2 separate regions of the Homo sapiens genome follow, and region 1 is linked to region 2. A link is an interaction called in ENCODE POLR2A ChIA-PET data of the cell type or tissue named here. Cell type or tissue: PC-9. All regions are shown on one strand. Links, peaks and the distances in the headings refer to the core of each region. The heading gives the core; the rest is flanking DNA. Region 1 holds the start of MIR3918 (microRNA 3918). Region 2 overlaps TMEM181 (transmembrane protein 181).

Evidence for each region. Peaks named below come from ENCODE experiments on the same cell type or tissue, not always from the same donor. Only the 100,000 strongest peaks of a DNase experiment are listed, where the experiment ranks them.
Region 1: POLR2A ChIA-PET joins it to region 2 with 10 read pairs; 1 of 35 experiments calls an interaction of 5 or more read pairs at or near these places.

What each region holds. Positions count from the first base shown.
Region 1 is chr6:158,757,810-158,766,910 of GRCh38, forward strand. SYTL3 (synaptotagmin like 3) reads left to right here. Exons shown (of 18, transcript NM_001242394.2): 15 at 2,831-2,936; 16 at 4,267-4,369; 17 at 5,495-5,700; 18 at 6,686-7,062. The coding sequence ends at 6,795. MIR3918 (microRNA 3918) reads right to left here and starts at 6,944; the gene lies at 6,852-6,944. EZR (ezrin) reads right to left here. Exons shown (of 14, transcript NM_001111077.2): 14 at 7,939-9,101. RefSeq lists an enhancer at 1,234-1,909 and a silencer at 5,048-5,342. In PC-9, for the core only: a CTCF peak has its summit at 5,651; DNase peaks (open chromatin) are centred at 2,882, 5,343, 5,661, 6,302 and 2 weaker places; H3K27ac peaks cover 4,862 bases.
Region 2 is chr6:158,563,477-158,572,577 of GRCh38, forward strand. All of the region lies in intron 1 of TMEM181 (transmembrane protein 181), which reads left to right. Among named protein-coding and RNA genes, the nearest start is that of TMEM181, 7.9 kb to the left of the region's middle. In PC-9, for the core only: no CTCF peak of the experiment used is centred there; no DNase peak of the experiment used is centred there; H3K27ac peaks cover 456 bases.

The sequences.
Region 1 (9,101 bases), core at 2,479-7,478, 200 kb after region 2:
ATAACTAACAGTAATAGGTGACAAATGGCTGGACCCGATGCTGTGAGGAAGGCAGAGGCCGCCCTGGCTAGGATGTGGGGCTCCAGCTCCTGGTTTGGAATTGCACGGCGGGAGATAGATAGCACGTGGGCTGGGGGTGGGTCAGAGGAGCTGATGGACTCCATTTAGGATCCGTGTCCCCCAGGCTATGCAGGTAGGAGGAGAGGCCTGGGAGAGAGGTTAGCATTTCTCGGAGACGCTGCTTTGTACTTTGCTGTGTCCAGATCCCGGACTGGGAGAGAGTTCATGTGAGACCACGAGGGATGAAAAACGTGGGCTTCTGCCATCTCTTTAAAAACCCCAGTGGGGAGCCTGGACACGGTGGCTCTTGACTGTAATCCCAGCACTTTGGGAGGCCGAGGCGGGCAGATCACAAGGTCAGGAGATTGAGACCATCCTGGCTAACACAGTGAAACCCCGTCTCTCTAAAAATACAAAAATTAGCTGGGTGTGGTGGTGCACGCCTGTAGTCCCAGCTGCTCTGGAGGCTGAGGCAGAAGAATCACTTGAACCTGGGAGGCAGAGGTTGCAATGAGTCGAGATTGCACCACTGCACTTCAGCCTGGCAACAGAGCGAGACTCTGTCTCAAAAAAAAAAAAAAAACCCAGCGGGATGGACTACTCCCCTCAGCCAAGGGCCCACGGCAGGCCCAGCCTTCTGCTCCGACCTGGACATAAGGCACAAGGGCCATCTGGCTTCTTTTCCTCTCCGGAGCCAGCGCAGCTGGGATTCGCATTATCTCTGCCTGGAAGCTTCTCAGGTTTCAGCTGAGGCCTCCTGGTGAGCCACCTGCCCCCTCCCTGCTCCTCCAGGCAATGCCCACTCTCCCACTGCCTGTGCTGACTCCCCCAAGCTAGAGTCCGGGCTTAGACCTCCCCTTCCCAGTGCCTACCTGGAATGCATCCCCTATCCAAGGTCAGCCCAAGACGACCCAAAACCCACCTCCTCCAGGAAGCCATTCCTGATTACCCCTACCAGAAGTGGCCTCCCTTCCAGGACCCGGAGCTCAGGACGCCTGCCATCTCGGCCTGATCTTTAGCCTCAGTGTCCCTTTGCTCCTGCCCCAGCCACGTTGCGGGTGGGTGAAGCATCTGGCTTCCATGCCTTCCGTGCCTTCCTCTCACCCCCGCTCTGTCATCTCTCAGAACAGCATTGGCTCCTCCGGGACGCCCTGAGTTTCCAGCCTGAACTCCTTCTGTCCGAGGCTGAATCCCCCGTGCACCCTGCCTCTCCCACACCTCTGTCATCAGCTCGAAGACAAGGCCTGGAACAAGCACAGGGCTTGGCATAGGACAGGCGGCCACCAGGCCTCATCAGACTGAGCCTGCTCTGGCAAGTGGGTGAGGAGCAGGTGGCACAGAGCTGCAGGTGGCACAGAGCTGCAGGTGGCACAGAGCTGCAAGGCATCCCTCCTAAAGCCAGTAGGGTGGGGAGTCCGCCCACAGACCCGCCCCTGGGCTCTGTTCCGCCTCGGTTTCTGGCCGCTGAGGCTGGAGGCAGCCATACCTCATTTGGCACCCGAGGGCCAGGAAGACGGGCTGGCCCACGCGGGCTCCCAGGAGTCCTGAGGCCTCTGAGGGTAACTGAGAGGGCTGCTTCTCAGTGCTGGCAGGAGCCATGGTGGACCGGATGTGTCAAGACCAAACTTGTCCAACCTGCAGCCCGGGACGGCTCTGTTTTTTGGTTGTTGTTGTTTATTTTGAGACGGAGTTTTGCTCTGTCGTCCAGGCTGGAGTGAAGTGGCGTGATCTTGGCTCACTGCAACCTCTGTCCCCTGGGTTCAAGTGATTCTCTGCCTCAGCCTCCCTAGTAGCTGGGATTATAGGCGCCCGTCACCACACCTGGCTAATTTTTTTGTATTTTTGGTAGACATGGGGTTTCACCATGTTGGCCAGGCTGGTCTCGAACTCCTGACCTCAGGTGATCCCACCTTGGCCTCCCAAAGTGCTGGGATTACAGGCATGAGTCACCATGCTTGGCCTCAGGATGGCATTGAATGCAACCCAACACAAATTCATAAACTTTCTTAAAACATGAGTTTTTTTGTGATTTTTTTTTTAAGCTCATCAGCTGTTGTTAGTGTATTTTATGTGTGGCCCAAGACAATTCTTCCAGTGTGGCCCAGGGAAGCCAAAAGACTGGACACACCCTGCTCTAGACTCTTCCCAATACTCTCCTCCCACCCCACTGGGAGAAGGATGGTGTGGATTTCAGGCTCATCTCTTTCCCGGCCCTCTCTTCACTCACTTTCTGGTAAAACCACTCATGACAGAAGTGCCTCGGTGGGCAGGGAGGTGTCCTCAGACTCACCACACCCTGAGGGGCCACCCCCTGTGGCTCTGGACAGAGACTACACCCCATGCTGTCCCCAGTGTCTGTGCCAGTCCTTGGCATGGAAGGGCAGCGTGAATCTCTACTGACCTGGGTGGGGTGGATGGGGTGGAGGCTTGAGTTCATTTCTGTTTTTCAAACTCAGGCTGTGTCTGGGTTTTCGTAGAAATGTCTTAGGGAGTGTGCAGTGCCCTTGAGTCCCTTCACTTCCTCAGGCTCATCTGGCTCTGGTTCGCTGGGGTGGCCAAGCTGTTCCTCCCCATGCTGGGGTTGGGGAGGGTGGGAGTGAAACCATAGATGGAAGGAAGACCAGTCCTGCCACGGACACACCTGCTCCACCCAGGGCCTTGCAGGGGCCAGGGGGAAGCATCTGTGGACGAAGCTGAGACAACCAGAGGAACCCAGAAGGTTCTTGGGACTTGGGGAATCCTGTCCCTAAGCTCTGCCTCTTGTCCCCAGGCGGAGAAATACGAAGACAGCGTTCCTCAGAGTAATGGAGAGCTCACAGTCCGGGCTAAGCTGGTTCTCCCTTCACGGCCCAGAAAACTCCAAGAGGCTCAAGAAGGTCAGTGGCCTCCAGCTCCCTGGACATTGTCTGTGTCATTGTCTGCAGAGCCTGGTGCTGCAGGCAGACTGAGGTGGGGTGAAAGTTTTCTAGCATTTCCTTTCTACGTCCCCGTGCCCAGCTCCAGCAGCTCTTCTTTCTGAGCCATGCAGCGAGCCCGGGAGAGGTTCTCTGGAGCCCGTAGTGGGGGAAACGGGTGACCAGAAGCAGACAAGGCCTCTGATGCCCTCTCTACGCTCCTCTAAGGACACTGCCCTAGGCCTTCCTCCCAGGGGCAGATTGGATGGTCTCTGGGGAAACCGTGGCCCCTCCTGAAGAGCAGAGGCTCCATGACAATGTGGAGCCAAGAGCACTGGTACCTGCAGGGCTCAGACGAGATAAATCCCCGCCCCCAGGCATGTGGGTAGCTGCTGCCCAGCAAAAGAAGTAGGTCAGGAGGGAGGGTCCTCAGGGACCCTATGGAGATTTTACTCCTTCAATAACGTGGGGCGTGTGGAAAGCAGGAGGGTGGAGGAGGAGGAGGGCGGGGAAGGAGGACTGGGAGAATGCACATTTCTTTTTTTTTTTTTTTTTTTGAGACAGAGTTTTGCTCTGTCACCCAGGCTGGAGTGCAGTGGCCCGATCTTGGCTCACTGCAAGCTTCGCCTCCCTGATTCATGCCATTCTCCTGCCTCAGCCTCCCGAGTACCTGGGACTACAGGCACCTGCCACCATGCCCGGCTAATTTTTTGTTTTTTTTCTTTAAGTAGAGACAGGGTTTCACCATGTTAGCCAGGATGGTCTCGATCTCCTGACCTCATGATCCGCCCACCTTGGCCTCCCAAAGTGCTGGGATTACAGGCGTGAGCCACCACGCCCGGCCCAGAATGCACATTTCTGTTGTGTATTTTGCTGACTCCCTATTTGGCTAGAAGAGGAAATTCTGCTACCCAAGTTCACGGGGTCACCAGCAGACCAGCAGCAAGTGCCCCATGGCCATCCCAACCTCCTAGACAGGGTCTCGGGGCTCTCACTTTCCCCCAAACTTCTGGCTACAACTAGACTCAAACTTCGGCATCTTCCCTCTCCTTGCGTTCCTCTTTACTCTTTTCTAGGATCTTAGTAATCCCTCCATCCTGTCCTCCACCTGACCACAGAGCGGCACGGTGTGGGCAGCGCCACAGCCTGTGGGCAGGGCCAGCAGAGCCCACTGCACCACTCCCATCTGCTCTCTCGGGGTCTGAGGGCTGTAGCAGATTCTCTAGCTGAGCTCTCGGTTTTGGGGTGGTGGTACTGCATACTAACGTATCAGGAGACATGGTTTGACAGTGAATACTGGCTTTCCTTCCAGGGACAGATCAGCCATCACTTCATGGTCAACTTTGTTTGGTAGTGCTAGGAGCCAAGAATTTACCTGTGCGGCCAGATGGCACCTTGAACTCATTTGTTAAGGGGTAGGTATTCGATGTAATCAAATATTTATTGGTGATCTAGTATACATCACAACATGGCCCAGAACCTGCAGCGAACACTAAAAAACGTAAGCCACTTAAAACGTCTTATTTTAGCTTTCCTATGAAAATCTAACAACACATATTAAAGACCCTGATTTCCAAAAATTCACGGGATGTGTACATGCTGGAGTACTCGAAACCCTAATCTTCTCAGTTCTGTGATATCAGGAAGCCAGTTTTGAAATCAAGCATGAAAATGTGGTGTGGTCAGTAAATATTTCCTAAGCTTAACATCTCCTCTTGGACCAACAGTAAAACGCATGACTGTCCACATTTCATTCTCATTCAGTATAGGTGCATTGGCCCCTCTAAAAGTAAGGCAAATACCATTATTACATTGAATTGCAAACTCCCCGTCAGTGACATAGGGAAAAATGACGGTCAAGATAGAACTCAGGCTGGACGCAGTGGCTCGTGCCTGTAATCCCAGCACTTTGGGAGGCTGAGGCAGGTGGATCACCTGAGGTCAGGAGTTCAAAACTAGCCTGGCCAACATGATGAAACCCCATCTCTACTAAAAATACAAAAATTAGCTGGGTGTGGTGGCGGGCACCTATAATCCTAGCTGCTCTGGAGGCTGAGATAGGAGTCTTCCTTGAACTTGGGGGGAGGAGGTTGCAGTGAGCTGAGATGGTGCCACTTCACTCCAGCCTGGGCGACAGAACAAAACTCCGTCTCAAAAAAAGGAGAACTGAGCTTATGTTCTAATCTTGTTGCTTATCTGCATGGCCTTGGACAAGCTTGTCTGAGTTGATTTTCCTGAGAACAGGGTTAAAAGGAGATAACGTGTATCTGCAGTCATGGTGGGAGGCACCCCAAGGAGGAAAGATTAAGATGAGGGCCACGAGGCCTCAGCATGCAGCTCGCCCTTCATACCTGATGCAGAATTCGGCCCTAAGGGAAATGTGCCGAGTCCTGTGGTTCCCACCCTGCTTCACTGGGGAGGGTGTGGATGTTGTGGACTTGGCACTTTTCTTAGTGCTTCCCGTCTGCACTGACGCACAGGCCTCAGGAGAGAAGGCCGTGTGGATGGCAATGATTGCAGGGTTTGTGTTCCCTCTTCAGCTGTCTCACTCTGCCAGACCAACAAAAACTGAGACTGAAGTCGCCAGTCCTGAGGAAGCAGGCTTGCCCCCAGTGGAAACACTCATTTGTCTTCAGTGGCGTAACCCCAGCTCAGCTGAGGCAGTCAAGCTTGGAGTTAACTGTCTGGGATCAGGCCCTCTTTGGAATGAACGACCGCTTGCTTGGAGGAACCAGACTTGGTTCAAGTAAGTCTGAGACATTGAGCCCAAACGTTTATACTTTGTGATTATCCTAATGGGTACCGTGCAAAGAAAATGCTTCCACCAGGGCAGTGACTTAACTGGTTTTGAAATTGCCTAGCCTGCCTTAATTGGAAATGCCTAAGTCTAGTTTTTACTCTACAGCTGAGCCATAATACAGCCAAGTATTTTGACAATTTAAATCAGATTTAGATCTGCTAAAGAAACAAAAATTATAGGCCTCCAAACGGGCTAGGTACAGTATTTGCTTTTGTTTCTGGCGTCAATCATAAAAGGATTATTTTCTTAAATGAAAATATCTTCTTAAACAAATGGCAATTCAGAAAGTACTTCATCAAAAGTGGTCAGAACAGCAGTGCTGTCCAGAGCCGCTCGGCAGGGCACCGCCGGCATGGTAGGTGGACAGCCCTCTGCTGTGAGGTTCTGTGCCTGGCACTGCTTCTGGCTGCCAGCAGTGTCCCTGACATGATGACAACCAAAAACACCTGCACACATCTCCAAGGACCTCCAACTGAGAACCAGTGACTGAAGAGAAATAAGCTTCACTGCTCCATTGCTTTTCAAAGATATTTTGTCCAAAGCATACTGTCTTCCTCTAAGAATCCCTTCCCATGGGCAAGCCCAGCCCCCAGTCTGAGACGGCCCCACCCAGCTAGCCATGCTGGTGTGCAACTATCCACTCCCTTGGTGAAGACCCAGCCCACCAAACCAGAGTCCTCGCCTCACTTTCAAACTACAGAACTCCAGGCTGTTAGAGCCTCGCAGAGCAGAGGATGCCTGCGTGAATCCCAGTCTCAACACCAGCTTTGTTGGGGTGGGAGTGGTGGTGGCGGCGTCTGTCATCAGTGGTTGGCCTTTTAATGTGGACTTGAGGTGAAAAACTTCTGGCTGGTCATCATTTTTAAAGGGATGAGAGGGGATGAAGTGGTGCCCTCCCCGACCATGGCTAAATTGTCTTCCTCTCTTACAGAGGGAGACACAGCTGTTGGCGGGGATGCATGCTCACTATCGAAGCTCCAGTGGCAGAAAGTCCTTTCCAGCCCCAATCTATGGACAGACATGACTCTTGTCCTGCACTGACATGAAGGCCTCAAGGTTCCAGGTTGCAGCAGGCGTGAGGCACTGTGCGTCTGCAGAGGGGCTACGAACCAGGTGCAGGGTCCCAGCTGGAGACCCCTTTGACCTTGAGCAGTCTCCATCTGCGGCCCTGTCCCATGGCTTAACCGCCTATTGGTATCTGTGTATATTTACGTTAAACACAATTATGTTACCTAAGCCTCTGGTGGGTTATCTCCTCTTTGAGATGTAGAAAATGGCCAGATTTTAATAAACGTTGTTACCCATGTCCTCCAGTGCTTATCAAATGAGGTAAAAGGCCGGCTGGTGGGCATGGTAACTCCCCCCTGTAATCCCAGCAACTTTGGGAGGCTGCAGTGGATGGCTTGAGCTCAGAAGTGTGAGATCAGCCCAGGCAACATAGATACCCTGTCTACAAAAAAACCAAAAAATTATCCAGGTGTGGTGGTACACACCTGTAGTCCCAGTTACTCAGGAGGCTGAACCGGGAGGATTGAGCCCAGGAGGTTGAGGCTGCAGTAAGCCCCGATCATGCAACTGTGCTCCAGCCTGGGCCAAAGTAAGACCCTGTCTCAAGGCGGGGGGGGGAGTCACAGCTTCGCTGTGAGAAGCACTTTATTTTTTGAGACGGAGTCTCCCCGTCACCAGGCTGGAGTGCAGTGGCACGATCTTGGCTTGCTGCAAGCTCCGCCTCCCGGGTTCTAGCAATTCTCCTGCCCCAGCCTCCCAAGTAGCTGGGATTATAGGTATGCACCACCACACCAGGCTAATTTTCGTATTTTTAGTAAAGATGGGGTTTCACCATGTTGGCCAGGATGGTCTCGATCTCCTGACCTCGTGATCCGACCACCTCGGCCTCCCAAAGTGCTGGGATTACAGGTGTGAGCCACTGTGCCCGGCTATGAGGAGCATTTTAGAGGAGCCTGATGAGTGTTGGAGCAGTCTTTCTCTCCTGTGGAAACCATCTCGAGGAGGTTAGGTGACCCATGGAGCACCATGTCTTGGGTTGGTCAGCTCCAACTTACCAGTGTACCCCCAGGGACACCACGGCCCCTCACGAAACCTGGCCAGAGGACAGCATAGAGCCCAGACGAGTCGGCGGTAGCCCTCCCACCCCACACACAAGCACACACCCGTGCTGCTTCGTGCCTTTGCAAAGCTTTTATTTCATGTCTGCGGCATGGAATCCACCTGCACATGGCATCTTAGCTGTGAAGGAGAAAGCAGTGCACGAGAAGGAATGAGTGGGCGGAACCAACGGCCTCCACAAGCTGCCTTCCAGCAGCCTGCCAAGGCCATGGCAGAGAGAGACTGCAAACAAACAAACACAAGCAAACAGAGTCTCTTCACAGCTGGAGTCTGAAAGCTCATAGTGGCATGTGTGAATCTGACAAAATTAAAAGTGTGCATAGTCCATTACATGCATAAAACACTAATAATAATCCTGTTTACACGTGACTGCAGCAGGCAGGTCCAGCTCCACCACTGCCCTCCTGCCACATCACATCAAGTGCCATGGTTTAGAGGGTTTTTCATATGTAATTCTTTTATTCTGTAAAAGGTAACAAAATATACAGAACAAAACTTTCCCTTTTTAAAACTAATGTTACAAATCTGTATTATCACTTGTATATAAATAGTATATAGCTGATCATTAATAAGGTGTATAAGTACAATGTATTCTAAAACTGTTAAGCAAAAAAAAAAAAAACAAAAAAAAAAATCCAAGTGTCCTCCTCCACCACTCACGCTGGTGATCACTGTGCTCTCTGCCAGCTGCGTGGAGTGACGGGAGGAGGGAATCACTGTGTGTGCGAGAGTGCTTCAGACTCAATTTCCAAAATAATTTTCACCCCTCTAAGCATGTAAATATACAAAGATGGATCCTTCATAGAAATTAAAAAATCAATTTGAGCTCATTTCGAATACAGAACAAGTATGGCACAGATGGAAGTCCTGCCACGTTTCCTTTAATGATGCTGACTCTTGTATCACACAGGCCAGCATGAAGTTTCTTACTCAGACTTTACAGGCATTTTCCGTAATTCAATCAGTCCTGCTCCCAGCACAACACAGGAGGTGATTCGAGAATAATCGCGAGAATCAGGCCTGCTTGGCACTATTACAACTGGGGAAAACAAACCAGGGCGCCTCCCTGGTTCCCAGCCCAGAATGTTTCTGTTGGGTAACTGCTTTCTAAAGGAACTGGGATCTGAGGGAGTTCCTAGACTTGGAGCACTAAAGACACAAGCGTGGCGGGGCTGGCAGCGCCCGCTATGAGCACCCCTCTGCCCTTGGTCCTGGCCTGG
Region 2 (9,101 bases), core at 1,571-6,570:
CCCCAGGTTACCCTGCAGTGGATAGGTCCAGGCAGCTGGCCCCCAGCCCAGGTTCCTAACCACCAGGCTGCACTGCCTGGAGCCTCCTGCTAGGGCCAGCACTGCTTGTGCTGAAATGGGGCTCACTGGCCAGCGTTTGACCTACTTCCTTGTTCCCTGTGGCCTGGGTAGGATATTTGCTGAACTGACCAACATGCTCCTGCGTGTGAGTCACTGGGCTTGCAATCTGGAAAGGATACACATGAACTCACCAGTCCTTGGGTAGCTTAGACCATTGTTTATTAAATTGTGTTTTGAGGTGGTTAGGCCTTGAATGTTCACATAATAGCTTTGCGAACTCTGTTGCTCAGGCTGGAGTGCAATGGTGCGATCTCAGCTCACTGCAACCTTTGCCTCCCAGGTTCAAGCAATTCTCCTGCCTCAGCCTCCCAAGAAGCTGGAACTACAGGTGCGCGCCACCACACCTAATTTTTGTATTTTTAGTAGGGACACGGTTTTGCCATGTTGGCCAGGCTGGTCTTGAACTCCTGACCTCAGGTGATGCACCTACCTCGGCTTCCGAAAGTGCTGGGATTACAGGCATGAGCCACTGCGCCTGGCTTGTACTTAACTCTTGAATAGCTAGAGAAATGACTTATACCCAAGTTGGCTGATTGAAATTTTAGAGTTCCTATCCTGCTCCCTTTGAGAAGTTTCTTTTCAAAACCCATTAGCTGGTAGGTTACTTGAAAAGGAAAGATTTTAGTGAGGGGCCAAACAGTGAATGTGAGGGAGTGGTGGGCCTTCTTTCTGCCCCGACCTCCACATTCTGGGTGTGCATTTGTGGGTTCCAGTCCCACCTCCACACCCTGCTGCCTGGGGCCTCAGTGGGCCTGCATCCTCTCACCCCAGCCTGTGTTTTCCCACCTGTGAAATGGGCCGATGTGCCTGTCTTACAGGGAAGCTCCCAGCCTGGTACCAAATAGGTGCTCAGGAAATGCCAGCTCCCACCTCTGCGGCAGCCAGCTGGAGGGGAGACTTCATACAGTGGGGTCTTTGAAGATGTTGTTAGAATGAAATCCAAAATGCTTTCAAACAGAAAAAGTAGAGGAGAAAAAGCACAGCCATCGTTTCTAATAGCTAGCCTGGCTGAGTTCTTGCCACGCTGTTCTGACCACTATGTTTATGATTCCACCCGCACCTGCCAGCAACTCTGTGAGATGAATCTTCTGCCTCTCTCCATTTTGCAGATGAGGAAACTGAGGGTCTGGGGAACTGTTTACTTGCCTGCTGTCATGTGGTCAGGAAGTGGGGAGCCAGGCTGTCAGGCAACAGGCCGGCATTTTGGGCCAAAGGAGAAGAGATTATTTTTATACAGATTGGAAAAATAAAAACAACAGTGTGAGAATGGGCTGGGAGATTTAAAGTCCCCGACTACTGCTCAGATCCTAATTTGTCAATTCTCATGTGGGAGATGCCGGCATGAGTTGAACAAGCAGCAGGATGTGTAGTACCAGAAGTTCTCGGTCTTACCCGCCTACCGTCGTGGTGGTTTGCGGAGACCGAGATGAAGGTGTCTCTCACACCCCTTGGGCCCCTGCTGCGGATGCTGGTGTTGCTGGGTTCTGTAGAAGTGGGAATGCTGGTGCTGGCTTCCCTCACATCTCTGTCCCTCTCGCTGCAGGACAGCAATTTGAGGTGTTCTCACGACCTCTGCTTACCCGGATTGTATCTGTTTTGTGGTTCTGTGCAGCAGTCCTAGGGCAGCTGAGTGCTTGCGGACTGCTCGCCTCCCCTGCCGTGCCCTCCTGGCCCTGCTTTCTGAACCCCTCGTGAGCCCTATGTGGGAGGGGTAGGCACTTAGTGGGCAAAGTTGTGTTGGTGCCGTGGTCCCGAGGTGCTCAGTGCATCTAGTGGGGACATGGCTTTACAGCTGGCCAGGCCTGAGCAAGCATTGTGGCCTCAAGGACCAGGTCCCAGGGAGAAGGTTTTCTGGATGGGGCTGCCAGGAACTGCTGTGCCCCAGCTACAGAAGCAGAGGGCCAAAGCCAGAGCCACAGACAGCAGGAAGAGACAACGCTGGGGGGAGAAAGTTCAATGTTGCAATTCAGTGGTTCGCTTACCATTTACCATTGCAGGGAAAATAGGAGAACATGGAGGAAAACAGAAAAAAACAGGGAAGAGTGAGTTAGTAAAAATGAGAGGCATCGAAAGTTACTGGACCTGCACCATTCCTGAGGCTCAGTGCTGGCCTCTGGGGGTGGGAGGGGAGCTGCAGGTGTGGGGAGGGTGTGGTGTGGATCCACAGTGGAGCCCCTGCAATGAAATCCTGAAAACTGGTGCAGCGTGTCCTGCGGGCGAGTGGACAGTTGCTTTCCCCCACAGAGCCTCGCGGTGGGGGCGGGGGTGGAGTGACCTGTCAGTGGCCGCAGGATGGGCAGTGCCCCACAGCAGGGATGCCTGCTGTCTTGCGTTCTGAAAGGACAGTTCCCGGCACCTCGAGACAGGAGGTTTTCTATGCCTATGTGACTTTGTATGTTGCGTTTCCTTCTAAATTTTGTTTTATTTCTGGGGTGTGTGTACTGGTGGAGAACTTTGGATTTAGTAGAATATCTGAGGTGAATCTAAATAGATTCTTCCCAGTCTCCTGGCTTGTGTACCTGGACGGTTGGAGTTGTTGTGTCCTGAGATGGGCCAGGCCACAGGCACAGGACCAGGGGTTTGGTGTGAGGCAGGTCATGTGTGAGGTACCTGCTTGATAGCCAAACGGGCATGCCAAGTGGTTGAGTAGGGGTCTGGAGTTGAGGGGAGAGGACTGGGCTGAGGTCTAGAGCAGGCCATTGTTCATACCTGCATCCTCTCGCAAGCCCGAGACAGGATGAGATTACCAAGGGAGTGAGAGTAGAGAAGGGGAGGGGACAGAGAGCAGTGTGTCCCAGGATGATGATGGTGAGGGAGGTGATGGGGTGAGGAAGATGATGGCGAGGAGTTGATGAGGGAGGTGATGGTGAGGGAGGTGATGGTGAGCTCCTGAGGGAGGTGATGGGGTGAAGGAGATGATGGTGAGGAGTTGAGGGAGGTGATGGGGTGGAGGGAGGTGATACGGTGAGGGAGGTGATGGTGAGGAGTTGAGGGAGGTGATGGGGTGGAGGGAGGTGATACGGTGAGGGAGGTGATGGTGAGCTCATGAGGGAGGTGATGGGGTGAGGGAGGTGATGGGGTGAAGGAGATGATGGTGAAGAGTTGAGGGAGGTGATGGGGTGAGGGAAGTGATACGGTGAGGGAGGTGATGGTGAGGAGTTGAGGGAGGTGATGATGAGGCTGTGGAGAGACCGACGGAAGTTTTCCAGCTCCTGTCTCATTTGGATTAGACACTCCACAAACCTCACCTTGCTTGGAAGCAGTCTTTTGGGAAAGAAAAGATGAATAATGAGGGGAGACCTGGCTCACGGTGATTTGCATTATGGATGCCATTTTGGGGATAGGCATTCCAGTAAAGGTGTGTTTAGTTTTTCTAGGAAACACATCTGTGATATTTTAAAGCACCTGTGAAAGTGAGATTAATTTAGAAAGGGCCCAAAGAGTCAAGGGGACCTTCAGGGGACAGTTTATTTCCTTGCCTTTGACAGATCTTCCAAGGGCCCCGCGGCTCTAGGCAGGCCAGAATTTGCGAGTGTATTAGATGCCTCTTGTGAAAAGCTGCATGGGCCAGGAGGGGAAACTGACATGTGGCCCCAGCAAGAAGAAGAGGCAGTGTTGAGAGCCGGCAGGGGTTTTCTAGGAAGTCTTCCTGGCCTGGGTAGCTGGGCCGAGGACTTCCTCAGCTGGCATGCTGACCCGGCTGGGCAGGTGGGGAAGCATGGAGCCCCTTGCCTAGCATCTCTCCACCAACTTGAGGGAACAACACAAACGCTTTTGGAATAACGAGTGGAAGTTGAGTTTGGTAGATGATTTTGTATGCCTCCCACGTGCCAAGCCGTTCGCCGTCAGGCACTCTGCTGTGTAGTGCAGACTGCATCTGTTGTAATGGTTTCAACTGTGGGCAGCCGTGAGAGATGGAGGGTGAGGGAACACTTCAGGGAGAAGGTGGGACACAGCTGAACCCTGGATGCTGGGTGGGATTGAGGTAGCTTTGCTGGGAGAAGAGAGAGCATCTTAGATCAGCAGAGCGCTGTGTGAGTGGGCCAGCCTGGAGTCTGGCTTGACCCTATTGGGCAGCATCATAGAATTGAAGCTCTGGAGTTGGATGCGCGGGTTTCAGTGTTGCACTTAGCAGCCTTGTGATCTAGGGCAAGTAATGGAACCTTCCTGAGTCTGAGCTTTCTCATCTGAAAGGGGTTGCAGTAGTACCTATCTCAGGGCTGTGATGACGGAGGGAGTGCGTATAATTCACATAGGATATGTGCAGGGTGGCAGGAAGGCTGGAGAGGGATTGTGGGGAAGGATCTCGGGGACTTTGAAAGGCCTGTCTAAACTTGATGGAGTTGGCTGCGGGGCACTGTACGCTTCCTGAGCAGGGCGAGGCTGTTAAAGTGCTGTAATGGCACAAAGGAAGGTGCGTTTGGAGGTGATGGCAGCAGCTGGCAGGAGTTTTTGGGGCCTGAACAGTGGGACTGGCGTGCTGGGGATGAAGAGGAACTGGGGAGCAAGGACTCAGCTCTTCCTGGCTGGCTGAAAGTGTGGAAGGAGCGAGAGAAGGGCATCTGAGATGGTGCCAGGTTTCAGGGTACGAGAATGGAGAAAGGGTGGAGGCAGGAAGTGGGCAGTGGAAGCGGGCTTTTCAGTAATGTTATTTTGTTTTTTAGCTCAGTTTGAAACCTTTTGACCTTGAAGTACTGTAGGGCTTCTAGGTGAAAACGTGTTGGGCAGCGCTGCTTCAGAGTGGGGTAGGGTGGGCAGGGAGGATGGCTCCTGAAGGCAGGAAGGACGGAGAGAGAAGCAGCAGGAGATGAGCTGGTGTTGGAGGACTGGTGCGAGGGGTGGCAGGAGTCTAGGACTAGAGGTTTCAGGAAGCACACGGGGACGACAGAGATGAGGAGAGGGAAGGCCTGGGGTCAGGGACCCCCAGGGACCCTCTCCTGTTCGTAGGCTGTGCATATTTTCTGCATCACAGACTTGCCTCTATGTGTTTAGAAATATCCTCCCTTGGGGGACTGATCAGAGAGGGCCATGGGCTCTCTTGGTCACTGAGACTTACTCGGTCACTGGTCTAGGTTGGCATGGTGTTAGAGACCTGTGAGCATTTTCAGCAGGAGGCAGAGCTGCCAGTGGGTTTCTGTTGCAGAACAGGAGCCGTGTTCTGAAGCGACTGGGGACTCCAGCCGCTGTGGTCACTGAGCTGGTCTCACAGCAGGGGGCTAGGTTAGTTCTGGCAAAGACACCTCCCCTCTCCCATCTTTACCTTGGCTTCTCAATGTTTTGTTGTTTTGCCCATGAGCAACAGTTTTAGAGCTATGATTGATCTGAAACGGGGTCTTGTTTCTGAGGTTTCTGAAGTCTGTGGTTTTTTGGCTCAAATCTTTTTTATTTTAATTTTTTAGTGACAGGGTCTCGCCCTGTTACCCAGGCTGAGTGCAGTGGTGCAGTCTTAGCTCACTGTAGCTTCAAATTTCTGAGCTCAAACGATCCTCCCCCCTCAGCCTCCAGAGCTGCTGGGACTACAGGCATGAGCCATGCTGGGCTGTTTCAGAACTTTTAGATTGGAAGTCGAGAGCGGAAAGAGTCGCAGAGGGGAAGGCATTGATCATCACGCAGAATTATCCTGTCCTGGGTGCTGCCTTGGCCCATGATAGCCCTGCAGGCTGCAGAGGGTCCCAGGACCCTAGGCCCTCCAGTGAGGATGCCTGCTTGTCAGGAAAATGAAGACAGCGGAAGCCAGGGCCTGGCGCCCACCCTCTCACCCACGAGCCTGTTGCAGCACAGGCGGTTATACCCAGCTTACACTTGCTTAAGAAGACAGATTATGTTGTTTTCTCTGTCTTTTTTCCTTTGAGTTGGATGACTTGATTGTTAAACCAGGAAAATTTCTAATAAGTTGGACTTAAGTAGAAGTTTTCGGGAAGGGGAGACAATGGATTTTATTGAGCCTTCTGAGAGAGACTGGCAGGTGCCTGGGGCGGGTTGTGCCCTCATGCCCTTTCTCTTTTTTTTTTTTTTTTAAATTGAGACAGGGTCTTGCTCTGTCGCCCAGGCTGGAGTACAGTGGCATGGTCTAGGCTCACTGCAACCTCCACCTCCCGGGTTCAAGCGATTCTCCTGCTTCAGCCTCCCAAGTAGCTGGGATTATAGGCATGTGCCATCACACCTGGCTAAGTTTTGTATTTTTGTAGAGATGGGGTTTCACCATGTTGGCCAAGGCTGGTCCCGAATTCCTGACCTCAGGTGATCTGCCTGCCTCGGCCTCCCATGCCCTTTCTGGGATTGCAGGCGTGAGCCACCGCACCCAGCCTCTCATGCCCTTTCTTAAGGCCTCTTTTTGCAACGTTCCTTCTCATTTGCTAAATAACTGTGCTAGTAGGGGGTCAATAATGTGTTTTTGAAATCAAGATTTAAAATATAGTTATTCTGGTTTTCTCTGCTTCCAAGTAATTTCTCTTGTGCTTTTAGCCTCTGCTTGGGTAGTTCTCGGAGCTCCATAGTCTTGGGACTGTGGCTGCCCCGGGGGACGGGACCTCCGAGAACGTTGTAGTGGAGGAACTCAGAAATAGCAGTGTCATTGTTTAAAAGCTACTTGAGCTTTACAGCAGAGGGCCAGAGATAGCAGAGTGTTTCCGTACACTTTTTTTTTTTTTTTTTGAGATGGAGTCTTGCTCTGTCGCCCAGGCTGGGGTGCAGTGGTGCAATCTCAGCTCAATGCAAGCTCTGCCTCCCGGGTTCACACCGTTCTCCTGCCTCGGCCTCCCGAGTAGCTGGGACTACAGGTGCCCGCCACAAAGCCTGGCTAATTTTTTTTTTTTTTTGTAGTTTCAGTAGAGACAGGGTTTCACCGTGTCAGCCAGGATGGTCTCGATCTCCTGACCTCGTGATCCGCCCGCCTTGGCCTCCCAAAGTGCTGGGATTACAGGCATGAGCCACTGCGCCCGGCCCCGTACACTCTTCTTCAATTCACAGGTGGGGAAACAGGTCTGGAGTCAGTATACGTGCCCAAGATGCTGCAGCCCTGCCCTCTGCACCCACACTCTGCAGAGGTAGCTCTGAGACAGCGCTGCAGGCTCCAACCTACACCAACTCCTCTGGGCAAGCCCTGTGGCTTCCCCTCAGGGGGGCACTTCACATAACCTGGCGCATTTATCAAAATGAAGACGTTGACCTTGGTGCAGTACTGTTAACTGAACTAAAGGCTTTATTTGCATTTCCCCACCATCTAGTCCATTTAGCTTTGTGTCATTTTTTTTTTAACTGAAAAGGCCCTGAGCAGCTGTAGGAATCTTCCATTCTGCAGTATTTTGTTTGTTTGTTAGGTTGGTTTTTTTTTTTGAGATGGAGTCTCGCTCTGTCACCTGGCTGGAGTGCAGTGGTGTGATCTCGGCTCACTGCAACCTCCAACTCCCTGGTTCAAGCGATTCTCCTGCTTCAGCCTCCTGAACAGCTGAGATTACAGGCATGTGCCACCACACCCAGCTAATTTTTTAAAAAATTAATTAATTAATTAATTTTTTTGAGATGGAGTCTCGTTCTGTTGCCCAGGCTGAAGTGCAGTGGTGCCATCTTGGCTCACTGCAAGCTCCGCCTCCCGGGTTCGTGCCATTCTCCCGCCTCAGCCTCCCAAGTAGCTGGGACTGCAGGCACCCGCCACCGCGCCCGGCTAATTTTTTGTGTTTTTTAGTAAAGACGGGGTTTCACCGTGTTAGCAGGATGGTCTCGATCTCCTGACCTTGTGATCCGCCCACCTTGGCCTCCCAAAGTGCTGGGATTATAGGCGTGATCTGCCCGCCTTGGCCTTGTGATCTGCCCGCCTTGGCCTCCCAAAGTGCTGAGATTACAGGCCTGAGCCACCACGCCTGGCTGCTAATTTTTGTATTTTTAGTAGAGACGGGGTTTCATCGTGTTGGCCAGGATGGTCTCAATCTCCTGACCTCGTGATCCGCCCGCCTTGGCCTCCCAAAGTGCTGGGATTATAGGCATGAGCCACCGCGCCCGGCCATCTGCAGTGTTAATAACGTATTAAACACACCATGCTTAAACTAAGGAATAGACTTGACACCTGGGTTAACTGCGGAAGGTCAGAGGAGACACTTCTTCCTGGGCCAGCCTTCACACTTTGCAGGGCTTGCCCAGAGGAGTTGGTGTAGGTTGGAGCCTGCAGCGCCGTCCCAGAGCAACCTCTGTGCAGTGCAGGTGCAGAGGGCAGGGCTGCAGCATCTTGGGCACATGCACTCTCTCCAGACCTCACTTTCCCCACCTGTGAATTGAAGGTGTTGAGTTTGCTCCCTGAGGTCATTCCTATGGCTCCTGGGCCTCTGAGGATCTGTCAGGCCCCAGAGCTGAGTTGGGGCCAGGCCACCTCCTTCCCCAGCTCTCTTGTCTCATGTTTGTGGGTGAGTGTTTGCACTGAGTCCCGGGGCAGCTGTGGAGCCACCTATTCTTTATTTCTTCACCCAGTGACCCTGGTCTGTGTGCTCACTGCCCAGGTGGCCATGCAGGCCCTGCTGGGGGCAGCGGGCCTGGCCTTATCAGAGCTACGTCGCAGAGGTGTTGACTCACGGCCTCACCCTGGCCCTGGGACGGGCCTGGCAGTGACTTCCTGCTCTGCAACTGCAGTCTCTCAGGCGTGTGCTGCGGGGATGTGGGCACGCAGGCCCGTGTGAGCTTTGGACCGTGAAGCCAGTAACCTTCCTGCAGGGCCAGGCTGAGCATACTATGTCCATCTCCCTGGGTGGACGTGCGGCTGCCTGTCCCTGAGGTGAGGTGCTCGGTCTCCTTCCCGCTGGTCTGGCTCCCAAGACCAGAACATGCGAGGACAACAGAGAACACAGAAGAGAGAGCAAAACAGACAGCGCCGCACGTCCCTCTGGTCTGTGGGTCTCCTCCTCAGGGCACAGGGCGGGGGCCGGCCACACCCCTTTTGTCGATGGTTTGACTGGGACACAGCCATGCTCGTGCGTCCTGTGCTGCTCAGAGAA